2 separate regions of the Mus musculus genome follow, and region 1 is linked to region 2. Evidence: chromatin loops called from intact Hi-C (ENCODE). Cell type or tissue: heart. All regions are shown on one strand. Each heading gives the region's core, and the rest is flanking DNA. Links, peaks and the distances in the headings are about the cores only.

Evidence for each region. A loop is a pair of places that touch in the nucleus more often than their neighbours do. Peaks named below come from ENCODE experiments on the same cell type or tissue, not always from the same donor. Only the 100,000 strongest peaks of a DNase experiment are listed, where the experiment ranks them.
Region 1: it touches region 2 in a loop (18-fold over the local background); 8 of 42 quality-filtered maps call a loop at or near these places.

Annotation. Positions count from the first base shown.
Region 1 is chr4:144,558,172-144,562,566 of GRCm38, forward strand. It overlaps Aadacl4fm2 (AADACL4 family member 2), which reads right to left. Exons shown (of 4, transcript NM_001085542.1): 2 at 2,961-3,177; 3 at 449-512. Among named protein-coding and RNA genes, the nearest start is that of Aadacl4fm2, 4.8 kb to the right of the region's middle. In heart, for the core only: a CTCF peak has its summit at 1,847 (motif pointing right); no DNase peak of the experiment used is centred there.
Region 2 is chr4:144,870,730-144,875,124 of GRCm38, forward strand. It overlaps a transcript of Vps13d not described here. Among named protein-coding and RNA genes, the nearest start is that of Dhrs3, 20 kb to the right of the region's middle. In heart, for the core only: a CTCF peak has its summit at 2,414 (motif pointing left); no DNase peak of the experiment used is centred there.

The sequences.
Region 1 (4,395 bases), core at 131-4,130, 310 kb before region 2:
CTATTTCCTATTGACTCTCTGCTTTGTGCTTATGATTGTGGATATGTGCTCTCTGCTTGATACTTCTACTGCCCTTCCTGATGCTAGCTGACTCTCAGCCTCCTGGAACCATGAACTGAAGTAAATTCCATTTTCCTTAAGTGTCCTTTGGTTGTGGTGTTTTATAACACCAACAAGAAAGTAACTAAGACACTCTGATTCCTAGATCCATCACTTATTTTTTTCTAACATCAATTTATTAGGTCTCTATTGGGTTTGGTGTCAATTGTTGAACAGTTTTATCTTTTCCCTGCCTAGATGCCTTTACATCATGATGTGCTTTTCTGTTTTACTTAATGAATGGCCATGGAGTTGTCAAGAGCATAATAGGGTCTTATTATCTTTTATTCATTCTACCACAACTGAACCAGGTACCCGATGAAGCTAATGTCTGTTATAAGCTACTTACCCCACTGCCATTACCACCGAATCTGTCTCATGGGCCAGGTAACTGCAAGTGTTGTGGTAAGAATCTGTAAGGCAAGAGCAAATCTAATGCATCTCATGAGGAGGATGTAGAATTTCTACCACAACCCTAGGACAGAAGTTTCTGCTATGAGTAAGAAGGTGACATCCTCTCTGTGTTCTGATTCTTTCCACCTCTGAAGTGATTCTGGCCAGATCTTTTTGGTAGTCAGTCACCACTCTCATTGTCAATGTCAGCATTCAAGAGGACCTTTTGGCTCATCTTTTGTGTTATTGTACTTTATAGTAAGGAAACCAAGGACCAGGAAGCTTAGGGGATCTGAAATGTACAAAGCCAAGACTGTGGAGTTTGGAATGACTTTCTAGGAACATTAATAATTTAATATATTTCACATTAGATAAAAATACACAAAGGCTAGATGGGTCATTTCAATTGGGGGATGATACGTCTGAAATTCCAGAAGATGGAACCTCTACAAAGACTAGGTTGGATATTTAGTAAAGTACCAGGCAGAGAACCTGAGAAATGCATCTTCAATTCAGCTGTGTACAGCCCTGGCTGTTGTCATCCAGAGGCACTGGTTAGTCTATGCACATGTTCTGTCCAGGATGCCCATACCCGCTGAACCAACAACTCTGAAGTGGGAACTCAGGAACTACAATTTGTGAATGTCACCAAATAATGTAGTAATAGCAGGAAATTGCTAGGTGGAAACAAGGACCTTCAATGATATGGTAAGAAGTGAAAACAGGTGCTGAGGCCAATGCACTGAGAAGTCTCAACTGAGGCAGGATGCTCCTCTATTCAAGGTTCTTAACAATCGTGCTGCAGCCTTGCTGCATACTAGCATCATTCATGCTTTCTTAAGTACAATTGTCTGGGACTCTCTTAAACAAAGAATGAAATGGATTATAGGAGGCAACTAGGGAGTGGGTATGACACTAATGGACAGTCAACATGGAGTCCCTCTTGACCACAACTTTGGCTCTTCCACCTGTTCTACTTCCATCCACTGTGTCCCACTCACATCTTTCCTTACCTTAAGAGCCTCAAGCTGCTTCAGTTTCAGAGTTTTGTACCTGCAACTCGCCCTACTTGGAGTGAATAGAACAGGGTTGTGATAGGTGATGTATCTCTGTGGATACTGAACCTAAAAAGCATCAGGACTTCAACAACTCACATAAGTAGTATTTCTATGTTTTTTTACACCACTGAAGAGCATGGCAGTCTAGGCTTCCAAAGGTTTCTGGGATTGAGAATTGCTCCTGGACAGGGGTAGGAACCATACCTTGGTTCTGGTCATAGTTAATTTGTGAGTATCATAGCAACACCTTCAGCTGTAAAATAGACATGGGTATTTCTACCACCAGGTGGCAGCAAGGAACCCCTATCTCATCCTGTTCTAGTTAAGGAGGACAGCCTATGCTTCTTGCTCATTCAACCATGAATTCCTTTGTAAATTTATCTTTTCACTCAACCATCAACAGATAATTATATACATGTGTTTATACAGTCAGTCAAAAATACAAACAATAAGGCCAAGCACTGGGGATCCAGCAACACAGCACATAGGTCTTCTTTCCCTCTTAGCATTCCCATTCTTACTAGGGGCAGAAAGACAGCAAACAAGGAAACACAGGGATTGGTGAACCAAAGCAAGAGCAGATGGTGACAAATACCATAAATATATTCAACAAGAAAGCTGTCATGAGTGGAGTTGGAGTGTAGGAGCTTAATCTCAGAATGGCAGAAAAATTCTGTAGGTAGATGTTGGTGGATGCCATGCTAGAAAGGACATTTGTGAAAAGGTCCAAGATCAATTGCATATTCACCTATTCCAAGCCCGTCATGAGGGGAGGCATGTTTTGAGAACAAAGGAGCATGTACATAAGACCAAGAGTGATGAGCTCACCGTGTCTACTGTGCATAATGACAAAGTTTGTGTTGCAGTATAGCAAGGGCAGAACAGGACAAAAGTGACTGTATGGTGGAGAATATCAAAGAGTCAAAGAAGAGGCTAGGCTGCCTGTATTGAGATGTGCTTTAAGACCCCTGTTGTTGAGAAAGAGGAGAAGCCTGCAAATTAGGAAACTGAGAAGAGGGTTGCCATCATGATTCAAAGCTGAAGGGGTTGGGTAGTTACAGATTGATTACATTATGGTGGTCCAGAAGAACTGGGGGATATGTGTGAGTTTCAGATCTTGGATGAGCCAGTGGCTTTGAGAATGAATGGACAGAAAGGAAAATACCAAGTACTTGGCCATGTGTGACCCTGTGTTCCCTCCTTGACTAAGACTTATTATAGAAAACATTTCCATAGACATGCCAAACTTATTGATTGACACAACCTGCAGCCACAATTTGGGCCCCCTAGAAGGATTTCTGACTGCTGCTTTCTTTAGCTACCTGCTAATAATTCCCAAAGGGAATGTAGATATAGTTAGGTCAGTCATGAGAACCACTTCCTTTCCCATGCTTCAGAAATGCCTCTTACCAAGGCTACCAAACACACCACCTCCTCCATGGTAAAAGATGATGCCTTTCCGGGGGCCAGAGGAGGTTGCCTTGGGCTGAAACAGTCTCACAGGAATTGTGCCAAAATGCATGTTCTTCACCAACACACCAAAGTTATTCTTTGATACCAAGAGGTCTTGTATAAAGCAGAAAAAGCGGGGCATGGGGCAAATTTTCATCTTCTCCAGTACATTCCCCTGGGGAGACAAAGAACAAAAGACCAGTTGGCTACAGTTCAAATCCACTTTATAGCTATTGCCCAGTTTTCTGTGTGGCTCAACTCAGGGCTGAACTATCTCTCCTAATTAGGTGGAATTGTTTATGTAAGCAAGTGAGTGCCTGGTTGTGAAACGAGGGACATGAAGTAGAAGAGAAAAGTTATGCTTCACTGACAGCAGGATTTCCCAGGGGCCTTTGCAACAAACACCAGATGCCCCATGGTGTTTGTTCTATGCTAGCTCTCATCTCCTTTCTTCAATCTGATACCTCATTTCCTAGGTATAAGTGCCTTTTCACACTGCTTTACCAATTACTTAAAAATACATCATGAGGTCTGGTGGTGATGGCACACACTTTTAAACTAAGAACTTGGGGAGCTGGGATGGAAAGGGGAACCTGATCTGGTATTGGGTGAAGGAAAAGAATTGAAACCCCGAGGGCCAGCAGAAAGAATGGACACAGGCAACCTTAGGAGGTAGGAGGTTGGGAGTCCCTCCAGAATGCACTGTGACCTAAAAGGTGAGAGACTCTTGGGAGGGACCTTAGATGAAATGCCCAACAGTGGGGAGAGGGAACTTATAGAGGCCACTTCCAGCAGGAAGACAGGGCATCAAATGAGAGAGGGGGCATCCCACAATCACAACTCTGACCCACAATTGTTTCTGCCTGAAAGAATTACAGGAATGGAAATGGAGAGGAGCCTGGGGAAAAGAAGGTCCAGCAACAGGCTCAAAGAGGGATCCAGCTCAAGGGGAGGTCCCAAGGCTTGACACTATTACTGAATCTATGGAGCAATCTCAAAAATGGACCTAGTGGGGCTAGAGAGATGGCTCAGTGGTACAAAGCACTGACTGCTCTTCAGGAGGTCCTGAGTTCAAATCCCAGTAACCACATGGTGGCTCACAACCATTTATAATGACATCTGATGCCCTCTTCTGGTGTGTCTGAAGGCAGCAATAGTGTACTTACATATAATACATAAATTAATCTTTAAAAAAGTGGGGGAGAGGGGACCTAGCATGACCACACTCCAGAAGACCCAACAAGCTGAGTTAGAGGCAGATAGTTGCATCCAACCAATGGACAAAAGCAGCTGATCCCATTGTTGAATTAGGGAAGGCTGAAAGAAGCTGAGGAGGAGGGCAACCTTGTAGGAGAACCAGCAGTCTCAATTAATCTGGACCCCTGAGATCTCT
Region 2 (4,395 bases), core at 274-4,273:
GAAAATAATAATAATGATGATAATGATGGTGGTGGTGGTGGTGGTGGTGGTAGTGGTGATCACAACTATTGTCATACCATTCCAAAGATAAAATTCTTCTGTGCACTCACTACTATACACACCTCACAACTGTAAGAAAAACAAAGCAGTCTAGTGATTTGCCAATCCATCTTTGGAGTCCTGAAACAAAGTTAAATTAAATAGAGGATAACTATGCAAAACTAAGCAGCCCTGATCAAGGTGTGGTCTTGCCCATTGCTGAACCATCATTATGTCAATTTGTCTCTCCAGCAAGGTGGTCTAACAACTTACCAGAACCATGTGAAGTCTCTTCCTGAGAGACAAGCTCTCTTTGGCTGGCACCAGGCTTCAGCCTTTTCTTTCTCCCAGCATTGAGATTCCTGGGAAAATTCAAATTTCTTGGTGCCAGCTTTTTTGTTTTTCATAGTTGGATGGAGGGGCACAGGTGTCCTCTTTCCTGCAGGAACAGAAAAGGCAGAGCCATTTGCCTTCTGAGTTCCCAAATCTTAATGAGCGTATGTCCTTTATCCTTCCTTCCAACACAGGGCACTAGGGGACAGAAAGATTGAGAGTTTTAACACCTACTTCCATCTCTCCCAAGACCTCCAGTCCAGTGGCTTCACCAAGACTATGTTTAGCTGAGCGTAGACTTCACACTTGGAGAGGCTGTGAGAGCAGTCACGGGAAGCAGGCAGAGCAGCACCATACTAACATTTCCAGTAGACACTGGAGGAAGCATGCCCAGGTTCTTGGGCATATATGGGTTGAGAGGGGGTGGTTTGGTTTTGTTTCATTTGTTTTGTTTTGTTTTTTTTTTTTTTTTGTTGGCATGGTCTAGCTGACCTAGAACTCTCCATGTAGAGCTGACTAGTCTCAAATTTGCTGTCTCCAGAGTGCAGCGATTAAAGGAGTACATTGCTTTTTGTTTGTTTGTTTGTTTCAATTTTTCATTTAATTATTAGATATTTTCTTCATTTACATTTCAAATGCTATCCCAAAAGTCCCCTATTCCCTTCCCCTGCCCTGCTCCCCAACCCACTCCCACTTCCTTGGCCCTGGCATTCTCCTGTACTGGCGCATATGATTTTTGCAATACCAAAGACCTCTCCTCCCATTGATGGCTGACTAGGCCATCCTCTGCTACATGTGCAACTAGAGAGACAGTTCTGGGTGGTACTGGTTAGATCATATTGTTGATACTCCTAAAGGATTGCCAACCCCTTTAGCTCCTTGGGTACTTTCTCTAGCTCCTTCTTTAGGGGCCCTGTGTTCCATCCAATAGATGACTGTGAGCATCCACTTCTGTATTTGCCAGGCACTGGCATAGCCTCACAAGAGACAGCTATATCAGAGTTCTGTCAGCAAAATCTTGCTGGCATATGCAATAGTGTCTAGGTTTGGTTGCTGTATATGGGATGGATCCCCAGGTGGGGCATTCTCTGGATGACCCTTTCTTCCATCTCAGCTCTGAACTTTGTCTCTGTAACTCCTTCCATAGGTATTTTGTTCCCATTCTGAGAAGGAACGAAGTATCCACACTTTGGTCTTCCTTCTTCTTGAGTTTCATGTGTTTTGCAAATTGTATCTTGGGTAGTCTAAGTTTCTGGGTTAATATCCACTTATCAGTGAGTGCATATCATGTGTGTTCTTTTGTGATTGGGTTACCTCACTCAGGACGATATCCTCCAGATACATCCATTTGCCTAAGAATTTCATAAATTCATTGTTTTTAATTGCTGAGTAGTACTCCATTGTGTAAATGTACCACATTTTCTGTATCCATTTCTCTGTTGATGGACATCTGGGTTCTTTCCAGCTTCTGGCTATTATAAATAAGGCTGCTATAAACATAGTGGAGCATGTGTCCTTATTACCATTTGGAACATCTTCTGGGTATATGCCCAGGAGAGGTATTGCTGGATCTTCCAGTAGTACTATGTCCAATTTTCTGAGGAACTGACAGACTAATATCCAGAGTGGTTGTACCAGCTTGCAATCCCACCAGCAATGTAGGAGTGTTCCTCTTTCTCCACATCCTCACCAGCATCTGCTGTCAAAAAGTGTGCATTGCTACACCTGGTGACATCTGGGATTCTTGTGGCCAGAACTCTGGGTGCTCACAGGTTTATTATAGCTGAAGGGTTTATTATTGCTGAAGACTCTTCCTGTGTACCAAACATGTTAGTAAAACTGCCAGTGGAGGTGAGCATATGGAAATGATAACAAAACTGAATCACTTTTCTAAAATTACTACCAGTGATATCCCACACCGCAATCTATGATGTTATGTGTTACTTTTGCACAGTTGCCATAGCGATGCAATAAACATTTAAAGGTCCACCTTTGATACGCACCGGTCCTGGATGAATTTGGGTAAGGACTACAGTGCCCTCTAGAGGTAGGTACTAGTAACATCTCTATTTTACTGATGCAACACAAAATCCAAAACCCACGTTATTATTAAAACCACTTGTTGGTGTTTCCAGAACCTGAAACAGGGGCTTAACCCAGAAGACACAGAGTTGCTTTGTCTCTCCAACTGTACAGATGAACGGAAAGACAGACAGAAGCTCATCTTTTGGATATTGTTTGCCTACCACACCAGGGCTCCATGTACCTTTATTCTCTTACAATCTCTTCTTATTATTCTTCTTCTCGAATCAACTAAGAGCCGTGCCTCTAGGTGGATGAATCTATGGGAGGTGAGGGGGTTCCTGAGTTTCCAGAAAGGATTAAATGAAAGAGAGATAGTGTCTTAGTTAGAGTTGTACTGCTGTGAACAGACACCATGATCAAAGCAACTCTTATGAGGACAACATTTAATTGGGGCTGGCTTACAGGTTCAGAGGTTCACTACATTATCATCAAGGCAGAAGCATGGCAGTGTCAAAGCAGGCATGGTACAGGAGGAGCTGAGAGTTCTACATCTTATTCTGAAGGCAAACATGAGAGGACTGGCTAACAGGGAGCTAGGATAAGGTTCTTAAAGCCCACACCCACAGTGACACACTTCCTCTAACAAGGCCATGCCTACTCTAATAAGGCCACATCTCCAAATAGTGCCACTCCCTGGGCCAAGCATATTCAAACTGCCACAGACAGCCTCCCCCGGAGTGAATAGCCCTTTCTAAGAAGTGGGGCTGCCCTTGCCTGCTCACCTTCACTCCTGGCTGCTGAGTGCATAGGCTTTGTTGCTGCCAACCTTGCTGCCAGTCTTACTGACATAAGAACCCAGCTTCTACAGCTTTCCAACATGGACTGAAGAGCAGAAGCTCCCAGAAATCCTCCAGGCCTTCGATGCCAGACTGAGACTTCTGCAGTATCCAGGCTAAGCACTGAGCAGCTACAGGGTTTTCAGCCTGTAGACAACTATTGTTGGACTACCCAGCCTGTACTGTGTGAAACAAGCTAATGAATCCCATTTGAAATATATATTCATTCTCTTAGTTCTGTTCCTCTAGAGAACCCTAATATAAATGATGTCTGGGCACACCTGAACTTTGGCATGGGGCTTTTCTTTAACCAAAAACTGGGGATCCAAAATACATCACTATAACCCAGGACTTTGCATATTTTAAGTAATGTTAGGTACAACTCTACCACTGAGTTGTACTTGCAGCCCCACAGAGGGTTTTTAAACACATGCTGTGAAGCAGGCAAGCATAGGGACTACTTTAGCAGCCTGGGACTCTAGGGGGAAGGGTTGTTCTCTCCTCTCCTCTCCTCTCCTCTCCTCTCCTCTCCTCTCCTCTCCTCTCCTCTCCTCTCCTCTCCTCTCCTCTCCTCTCTTCTCCTCTCTTCTCTTTTCCTCTCCTCTCCTCTCCTTTCCTCCTCCTCTTCCTACTCTTCTTCTTCTTCCTCCCCACCTTTCTCTCCCCTCATAATGGATTTGGCAGCCTAGCTCCTTCACCTACCCATTCGATGCTCATATCCCTCTCCAAACAATGTGCCTAGCAAACTGAGAACCCCTGAACCTCCTATGTATATCAGGCATACTTGAATCTCTTAACAGTACTATAAATTTCTCCACTCTTAGAAACAGTCTCATTTAGACAGTTTCTAGTCGAGAATATTCCCAATATGTCCTATATGAAGAATAAAAGGGGCAGCCAGCATGAACCAATGCCAGGCACATGTACGAAAAGGCAAACTGAGTCCTTCAAGTGAACTTTCAGAGAGAATCCCCTATTTATTTAATCTTAGGCCTATGCATACTTGGGCATGCATATAATTAAAATCAGATGCATTATGGGAAAGGATGAGTTCTGTAGGAAGAATGGGCACATGGCATAATCTATCAATCAAAATACAGAACCCCTCAAGCCACTCTCCACTGTAGCCAGCCCCTCCTTCCTTTAGACCCTATAAGAAAGA